2 separate regions of the Homo sapiens genome follow, and region 2 is linked to region 1. The links are chromatin loops, found by intact Hi-C in ENCODE. Cell type or tissue: HCT116. All regions are shown on one strand. Links, peaks and the distances in the headings refer to the core of each region. The heading gives the core; the rest is flanking DNA. Region 1 has its middle 15 kb from the start of MSRB3-AS1. Region 2 has its middle 83 kb from the start of MSRB3-AS1.

Region 1 (4,404 bases), core at 211-4,210:
AGAAGGATGGGGAGTATTGACTTAAAAAATTTAAAAATAGCTAGTCAGGTGGGTTTAAGAAAAAATTTGAAAATGATAAGGAACAATATTACGGGAATATCTAGAGGAGAAGCATTACTGAGAGAGGGTGTGGTGGAGCCAAAGACCCCAAGGCAGGACCAAACGTGGAGTGTTTGAGGAACAGTCGGGAGAGCAGATGGCTGGAGCTGTGAGCAAAACGTGAGGCGGGAGATGAATTGGAGACTGGATCATGCAGGACCTCGCAGGCCACTGTAAGGACTTAGATGTTTACTTCAAGTGAAGGGGGAAGTCATTGATGAGGCTTCAGTAGAGGAATAGAACATGATCTGTATACATTTTAAATAAATCATTCTGTGGTAGTTGATGATAACACATTGAATTAAAATTGAGTGGACATTGAATCCACCGTGAGAGTCAGGAGAAGGAGGAGGAGGAGAAGGAGGGCAGCAGGAAAGGGTAGAAGAGAAGAAAGGGAAAAATAAGGAAGGCGATTTTTTACTAAAACGTCTGTTACAAAATAGGAGTGAGAATATTTTAAAGTCATGATTTTGCAACTTCCAGTATAATAAATAATCTAGAAAAGGTTATTAGTAGATAGCAAAACCATTGGGTAAAAGATCGTGGATATTTGAAAGGTGTCAAAGTATCACCCCATGAATTTCTTACTAATTACAAAGAGGAAAATTTATCTTCCCAATGGAGAACTCTGGTGAGTTGATTCATTAGTCAGGTGATCAAACAGCATCATAAGCATTAGGACAACCTGACATTATGTGCCTCTTGATCTGATGCAATATGAATTATACAACATAATATATGAGGAAACTGACAAATTCAGAAAGTGTGGGATATTCTATATGAAAAAGTACATGTCATTTAAAAAGAAGAAAGATTATTCTAGATTAAGAAAGACTAAAAATATACAACAATCAAATGTGATCAAATTGCATTTGATTGGATCTTGGATCAGAAAAAGAAGCTGCAAAAGACATTTTATATTGTATTGTTCTTTCAAGTTTTCTGTATGCTCGAAAAGCTTCAAATAACAGGTTGGCGGGGGTGTTGCATCATTCTGGCTGCTGTGTAGAGAATAGACTGCAAGGGCCAGGGAGCAGCAGGTAGACAGGTTAGGAGCCTATTATACTAATCCAGGAGTAAGATGGTGGTAGCTTTGATTAGAGTGGTAGTGGTGGAGGTGGGAAGAAGGGATCTGATTCTTTGTAGATTTTAAAGTTAAAACCAAGGGCATGTGCTGATGGACTGAATGTGAAATATATATATATAAATGTATATGTGTGTATATATGTATATATGTGTGTATATATGTATATACGTATATATACACATATATATATACATATATATACACATATATATACACACACACACATAGGAGTCACCATTACATCAAAGTTTCAGATGTAAGCAATTGAAAGTGGAGTTGCTACTAACAAAAATGGAGAAGACTGAAGGTAAGCCAAGTTTCAGGGAAGGTCTCCCATTCAGATTGGGTTATAGTATGTTGAATAGCTCTGCTAAACATCCAAATAGAGGTGTTGCATAGACTGTTGAATATTCAAGTCTAGAGTTCAGAGATGCCTGGGCTGGAGATATAAATTTGAGTGTCATCCTGAAATTGGTTGTGATTGCAAGGAAGTGTGTGTTTCCAGAGAAAAGAGGAGAACCAAGGATTCTGCCTTTGGGGTGGTGATGGGGGTTGGGCTCCAACATTAAGAGTCTGATTGCCAGGACTCTAAACCACAGTCCAGGATTCATTGCCAGGTCCTATTAGTTCTAGCTCTATGCCCACTGATCTTGCTTTCATTCTGGCTGTACCCCATCTGCCTCTTGGATGACGATGATAGGCTCCTAACTGGTCTGCCTTCCACATCTTACTTTGCCCTCATCTAATTTCTCCTCAACTCTGGTGCAAAAGGTCTCATTTCACCCCTCTGTGGAAACAATTCAGGGCTCCTCCTGGATCTCAGGATAAAGCCCAAACTCTGTAGCTTGGCACACAGGTTCTTTAAGATCTAGCTCTTGACTGCTCTTTCCAATCTTATCCCTTATACTCTCCCTACAAATTCCCATAATCTGAACTTCAGTCACACTGGGCTATCTAAATAAGTACCACTATCTCCATAAGTGGAATACAAGGTAGACATCCTGTAAGTATTTGTTGAATAAATAAATAAATAAATAAATGTTCACTTTTAGAATGCTGAAATTGAGGTCAGTGGCATGTCTTTAATCTGGAAAAAACAAACCCATATGTTTATTGTATCCCTACTTAGACCAAAAAAGGGGCACTGTAGGTCTCTAAAAATAGGAGTTGCAAACTAGTCTAGACCAGTTTAATTATAATTCTGCAAAAAGCTGGGAAGAGGTGACTTCAGAAATGTACATTTCAAAGCACTGGTTACATGTTTCCGGTGTTACTCGCTCCATATTAAAACTCTGAGCAGCTGGGTGCCACATTACTGAATTTTAAAAGCTGCACTTCGGTGATCCATAGCAAAAGAGCCTATGAGTCAGGTGATGATCCATTCATCAGTCATAGGAAACATGAGGCACTGAAAATTTAATACAAAACCCCAAACCCACAAAAACTATCCACAGTTTCCTAACACAGGGGATGTGACTCATATCTCAGCAGGGGTACACATACCTTATTATAGTCACAAAAGAAAATGTTTCTCAAACAAAATTTTCCCCCCAACATCATTTGCACAGGGCAGTAATTTGGTGAAAATCTTTTGAAACTTACAAAGTAATTTATTTCTTTGTGGTTGGCCCATATTGCTATGCTTGGTTCTTACCACAATGACTCTTAATTTAGGGAACAAAATGATGGCAATTAATCCTTTAACTATATTCAGCTGAATCCAGAGTCAAATTGAGAAGGGATGGAAAGAAAAAGCCCTTGGTTGACCTAACCTCTGGACCTCCCAGAAAGTGCTCCCACACTCTAGGGATGCCCCCACCAATACCCAGAGAGAAGAGGTCCTGAGCCGGCCATCCCAGTCTCAAGTGGATTCCCATTAATGCACTGCTTTTCTTGATGATAGATAGGGAGGAGGAGAAAAGGAAGGGGTGTTGCTAATAGAGAGACATCACAAAATACATGTTTAGTACTAATCTGAATGTATAGGAGAGAACTTTTTCTTAAATACATCTTTAAAGTTGCGGTGCAGATTTGATGATTTTGTTCATAAAGGACAAGAGAAATAAATGAGTGAGTAGCATAGAGACCTCACTTACATGTCCACTCAGTTATTCAGCAATAATTAATTACATGTCTATTATGTGCCAGAGATTTCATAACAAATGGACTAGAACATGAGCCATGCCCTAGAGAAATCTCCTATCTAGTGTACATGAGACAGCCCTATAATCAAGAAATTATAGTGATATGATAGAATATTCATGCAGGAGCCTTACAAAAACATACAGTGTAAAAGTATCTAACTCTGCCCAAAGGTTAGGAGGGTCCAATCTGTAGGCAATTTTTGTAAGTTGAGTCTTGCAGCATAAATCTTGAGTTGTCTTAGAATACAAAACAGAGAAAGGAATTCGAGGCAGGGAGAACAATATATGCAAAAGTCGGGAGATAAAATGGCATAAATTGAATTCCACATACCAGATTCAGGGGTTTCAGAATATATTTGATACTGACTTCTTTTGACTGAACATTCTTTGAAGGTGTTTTGAGGCTGAGGTTATGAAAACAAACCTTCAAATGGGAACAGTAACATTAATGCATTTTTGTAAAAAAATGTTTTCTGAAGCAATTTTTCTTAAATCTTGATTGGTTTCTTGAACAGTTTAACAATTTCCAGTTTTTCCTTTTAAAATTTTATTTAAATTTTCATTGGGATCAATTCTTTCTTCTCTGGGTAAACATTTACAAAATTTGATTCATCAGTCAGTTTTCTGATCCTAATGATTCACAGATTGCAGTTTTTGCTAGTAAGAGTTGTGTGAGGGGAAAGTGGGAACAATTATTTCAATAAATTCAATATCCCAGGGACAAATTTTATAATTCTAAGTCTTACGGAGTATCACTTTAACTGTTGTTGATTTTAATTTGTGGTATTTCTTTTAATAATATTCATTAAAATTGAGTAAAAGATAGATAGCCATTTTTTAGTTAATCAGCCAGTCAGACTGAGAGAAGTTCTCTTGAATAGTCCGGAATTGCACTGTTATATTTTTCTTCTAGTTTTTTGATAAGCCTGTGTTCACTAACTGTCTTTGCTACTGCAATAGCAAATGATAAATGTTGTAAACAAAATGTCCTGCTTCAGATAGAGCCCATCCACGATGAGTCACATCCCTGCTTCTACCTATCAGATTAACCCCACAGACCAACTACAAAACACC
Region 2 (4,404 bases), core at 236-4,235, 68 kb before region 1:
TCATATCATTCTCTGAGTGCCAATTTAACTAAAATTATGTCTTCTAGTAAGAGAAGTAAGAAAATTCAGAAAGATCACCAAATAAGTAGTGTTTTGGGGGAGGGCACGTGTAGTATTAATAGCATAGAAGATACTAACTGTGGCACAGATTTTTTTTCTTTTTCTTTTCTTTTCTTTTTTTTTTTTTAAGATGGAGTCTCACACTGTTGCCCAGACTGGAGTGTGATGGCTTGATCTCGGCTCACTGCAACCTCCACCTCCCGGGTTCAAGCCATTCTCCTGTCTCCACCTCCCAAGTAGCTGGGATCACAGGCACCCGCCACCACACTTGACTAATTTTTTGTATTTTTAGTAGAGGCAGAGTTTCACTATGTTGATCAGGCTGGTCTGGAACTCCTGACCTTGTGATCTGGCCACCTCGGCCTCCGAAAGTGCTGGAATTACAGGCATGAGCCACCATGCCCGGCCTCAATATGAGAATTTGAGGTATTTCAGAGAAAAGCATCACCAGGATTAGAAATTTAAGTTACATCAATTGAAAATATGAAAGGATTTAAGATTATGACCCTGAAAGAAAAGATTCAAGTTACTAGCAATCATATTCGGTTATTTAAGGGTTATCCTTAGAGCCCTGGAGTTGGGACATGCTGAAAGATTTAATAAGAAGAAAGGAGACTTTAATAGCATTGGGAGAAACTGACATTAGACCCTGAAGACTTTCTTGATTATAAAGTTATTGAATTATAACAAGTCACTAAGCAAAGCATGCTTACAAAACTGTACCTCAACTACTTGCTTAATTTACCTTAATGTTTAGAATATTCTAGACCAACTGGCCAAGAAAACTGGATCTGAGATCCTTCTGGTTGTTTATTGTGAAGTTCTGCATGGAAATAAAAAATATGCAGTTGTATTCCATTAGGATATTGTTTTTGGTAGTAGATTCTTTTTTGTTTGTTTGTTTGTTTGTTTTTCTTCTGTATTTCTACAATTTATTTGAGGTTTAAAAAAATAGCCATCTACTAGTTTGGGCTGACGACATAAACTCTCTGAACCTCATTTTTTTCAATGGTTATAATAATTCCTGCATCATAAGTTGGCTTTATAATCAAATATGATAATGAAAGTAATGTTTTGAAAAAGATAATTGTTGTTAAAATAAGCCTCCTACAAGTTTATATTATGGATTTCTATAGTTTTATTGCTGTATTGGGTTGCCTTTTTCCAAAGTGGCTGAAAGATGAAGAACATGCTTGCTTTTTATTGTTAGTTTTTTTACTTGTACAGTCGACTCTTGAACAACCCAGGTTTAAACTGCTCATGTCCACTCATGTGCAGATTCTTTTTTCAATGAAAGTTATACCACATATGCGTGCCTCTCCTGCCTTCCCTTCCACCTCCTTTACTTTTTCTCCTTCTGTCACCCCTGTGACAGCAAGACCAATCCCTCCTTTTCTTCCTCCCACTCAACCTACTCAATGTGAAGACAATGAGGATGAAGACCTTTTTGATGATCCACTTCCACTCAATGAACAAGTGAATATATTTTCTTTTCCTCATGATTTTATTAATAACATTCTATTTTTCTCTAGCTTACTTCCTTGTAAGGATACAGTCTATAATACATATAATGTACAAAATATGTGTTAATCAACTATTTGTTATTGGTAAGGTGTCATTAGTAGGCTATCAGTAGTTAAGATTTGGGAAATCAAAAGTTATATTTAAATTTTCAATTGTTCAGGGTTGGTACCCCTAACCCCCTGAGTTGTCAAAAAGACAACTAAATTTAATTTAATTTAAAAAGGCAATTTAAATTATTTTTTCTTTTGATAAGTTGAATGAATATACTAGTGAAACTTAACATTATTTAGCATGTCTTAAGGAACTAATTCACCATTAGAAGTGAACATAAGTATTCATACCAGAGGGTTTCAGGGACCCAGCCCGAACTCAGTGAGTCATACATTCTAAGGGTGGAATCCAGGGATTGTAGTTTGTAAAATCTCCACAAACAAAATGCATGTCCCCAAATGTGAGAATTCCTGACCCAAGAGTTAAATTTATTGCCTTTCTTCTGAAGCCAGATATGCCAGTCATGTCTGCATATTTAGACCTCAGGATGATTTTAGCTAATGATTGTTGTATTACCCTGTTCTCACATTGCTATACCTGAGACTGGCCGGGTGTGGTGGCTCATGCCTGTAATCCCAGCACTTTGGGAGGCCGAGGCAGGCGGATCACAAGGTCAGGAGATCGAGACCATCCTGGCTAACACAGTGAAACCTCATCTCTACTAAAAATACAAAAAAATTAGCCAGGCATGGTGGCAGGCACCTGTAGTCCCAGCTACTCAGGAGGCTGAGGCTGGGTGTGAACCTGGGAGGCGGAGCTTGCAGTGAGAAGAGATCGTGCCACTGCACTCCAGCCTGGGTGACAGAGTGAGACTCCTTCTCAAAATAAATAAATAAATAAATAAATAAATAAATAAATAATAAATACCTTAGACTGGGTAATTTATAAAGAAAAGAAATTTAATTGGCTCACTGTTCCACAGGCTGTATAGGAAGCATGGCTGGGGAGGCCTCAGGAAACTTACAATCATGGCAGAAGGCAAAGGGGAAGCAAGCATACCTTCACATGGTCAGTGGGAGAGAGAGAGTGAAGAGGGAAGTGCTACACACTTTTAAACAACCAGATCTCATGAGAACTTACTATCAGGAGAACAGCAAGGGGGAAATCCACCTCCATGACCCAATCACCTCCCACCAGGTCCCTCCCCCAACATTGGGGATTACAAGTCAACATGAAATTTGGGTGGGGACACAGAGCCAAGCATAGCAATTGTCGTCTTCACTCCCCAGCTTTCAGGGAGACTTCAGGAAGTTAATGTCCTTTGCCAACTTGTGAGCTGGCTACTCTGGCTAGCTACTCCTCCAAATTCAAAAGCGCGGATAGATTTTTGGGTCTTCTAGAGATTGCAGAGCCTAAACTTTAGGATGACCTTGGAATTTATCATCTATTTCTGAGTGATAGATGTGCTAATTATGCTAGAATAAGAATTGTGCTGGGATAATGAGTGCAAACTATGTCTGCTTGGAACAAACAAGGAGATATGGTCAGCCTGCTGAATTTAGAGCATGCTTTCTGGAATCATTCTGGAAGCGTCAGAAAGATCTTAACAAAACCTCGGTAACTGAGGAGATATACTCAATCAATCTCCTTGCGCCCCCCCAGATTTTGACTCACAGTCGAAAAAGAGGCCTTAGGATGATTTGAAGGGAGGATCCAGAGGGGTCCCAAAATTCAGACTGCTAGTCCTGGGAAGAAGAAAAATATCTTCTTCCCCGAGGACCCCCCTTTCACCATCTTGTTAAGCCCCGTGTTTTCAAACAACCAAAAAGTGTCATAAGGCAAAGTGTGCCCTGGGGCACCTAAGCTTTTTTTTTTTAATTTTTGAATTTTTGTGGGTGTATAATAGGTGTATACATTTACGGGGTACGTGAGATATTTTGATACAGGCATATAATGCTTAATAATCACATCAGGGTAAATGGGGTATCCATCACACCTGTTTCAAATCTGCAGCTGGCCTTTGGATATAGCCCCAAATCGCAGAGCTCCTCCCGTTCTATTTTTTGCTTTGTTGACTACTTTTCTCCTTTCTCAGCACTCCTCTGAAAAATCTCAAATGTTTTACAGGCCTAATATAATGAATCTTCCCAGATTCTTCCACTTTTTCCACACCTTTGTAGTATAGCATTGCCTTAACCTCTTGTTTCCAATCCTTCCTATCTGTTGACATTTCCATCTGTTTACTGTCCTCTTTTCCACATTATTCTTTCTATCTGATGCCATAACAGGACGCTTGACTAGAGGAAGGCCAAAATTAACATATGAGGACCTTATTGAAAGATGAAGAGATAAATATGGCTGGCGGAAAAGGAAAGTGATAGTTGAAAACTCTTATCTAGTTTAAAAGATCTTTTGGAAATAGGAGTAAACCTCTCAGTTTCAGATAAAAAAGCAGAGGAACAACATTTGAATCTCAGTGTTATTTTTGAAAATGTACGGATTTGTGGTGTGTGTTTGTCACACCACACACTTTATCTTTCCTAAATCCCGAGAGCAATCAAGAGATTGTGAATAGGCAAAATCCATCCAAACATTTATTTTTGATCATTTAGTATCAGCAACAGAGGCAAGAATGAAACACAAAGCCTAAGAGAACATGTCTTAGAATTGTATTTAAGAACCAAACACTAAGAGGGAGAATGTTCAATGTTCTCTCACATTTCATCTTCATGAAATTTGTTGTTTAAGTTGTTTTACTACAACTGTCTTAACCTTTTCATATGTATATATTTTCATTCCCTGCTGCAGTTCACTGTCTTACAAGGTAAA

The links. A loop is a pair of places that touch in the nucleus more often than their neighbours do. Peaks named below come from ENCODE experiments on the same cell type or tissue, not always from the same donor. Only the 100,000 strongest peaks of a DNase experiment are listed, where the experiment ranks them.
Region 2: a loop joins it to region 1, with 8 times the contacts of the local background. A loop is called at or near these places in 1 of 110 quality-filtered maps.

What each region holds. Positions count from the first base shown.
Region 1 is chr12:65,655,269-65,659,672 of GRCh38, reverse strand. No RefSeq gene overlaps it. Among named protein-coding and RNA genes, the nearest start is that of MSRB3-AS1, 15 kb to the right of the region's middle. RefSeq lists an enhancer at 2,048-3,247. In HCT116, for the core only: no CTCF peak of the experiment used is centred there; a DNase peak (open chromatin) is centred at 2,572; H3K27ac peaks cover 4,000 bases.
Region 2 is chr12:65,723,166-65,727,569 of GRCh38, reverse strand. No RefSeq gene overlaps it. Among named protein-coding and RNA genes, the nearest start is that of MSRB3-AS1, 83 kb to the right of the region's middle. In HCT116, for the core only: no CTCF peak of the experiment used is centred there; a DNase peak (open chromatin) is centred at 1,989; H3K4me3 peaks cover 726 bases; H3K27ac peaks cover 4,000 bases.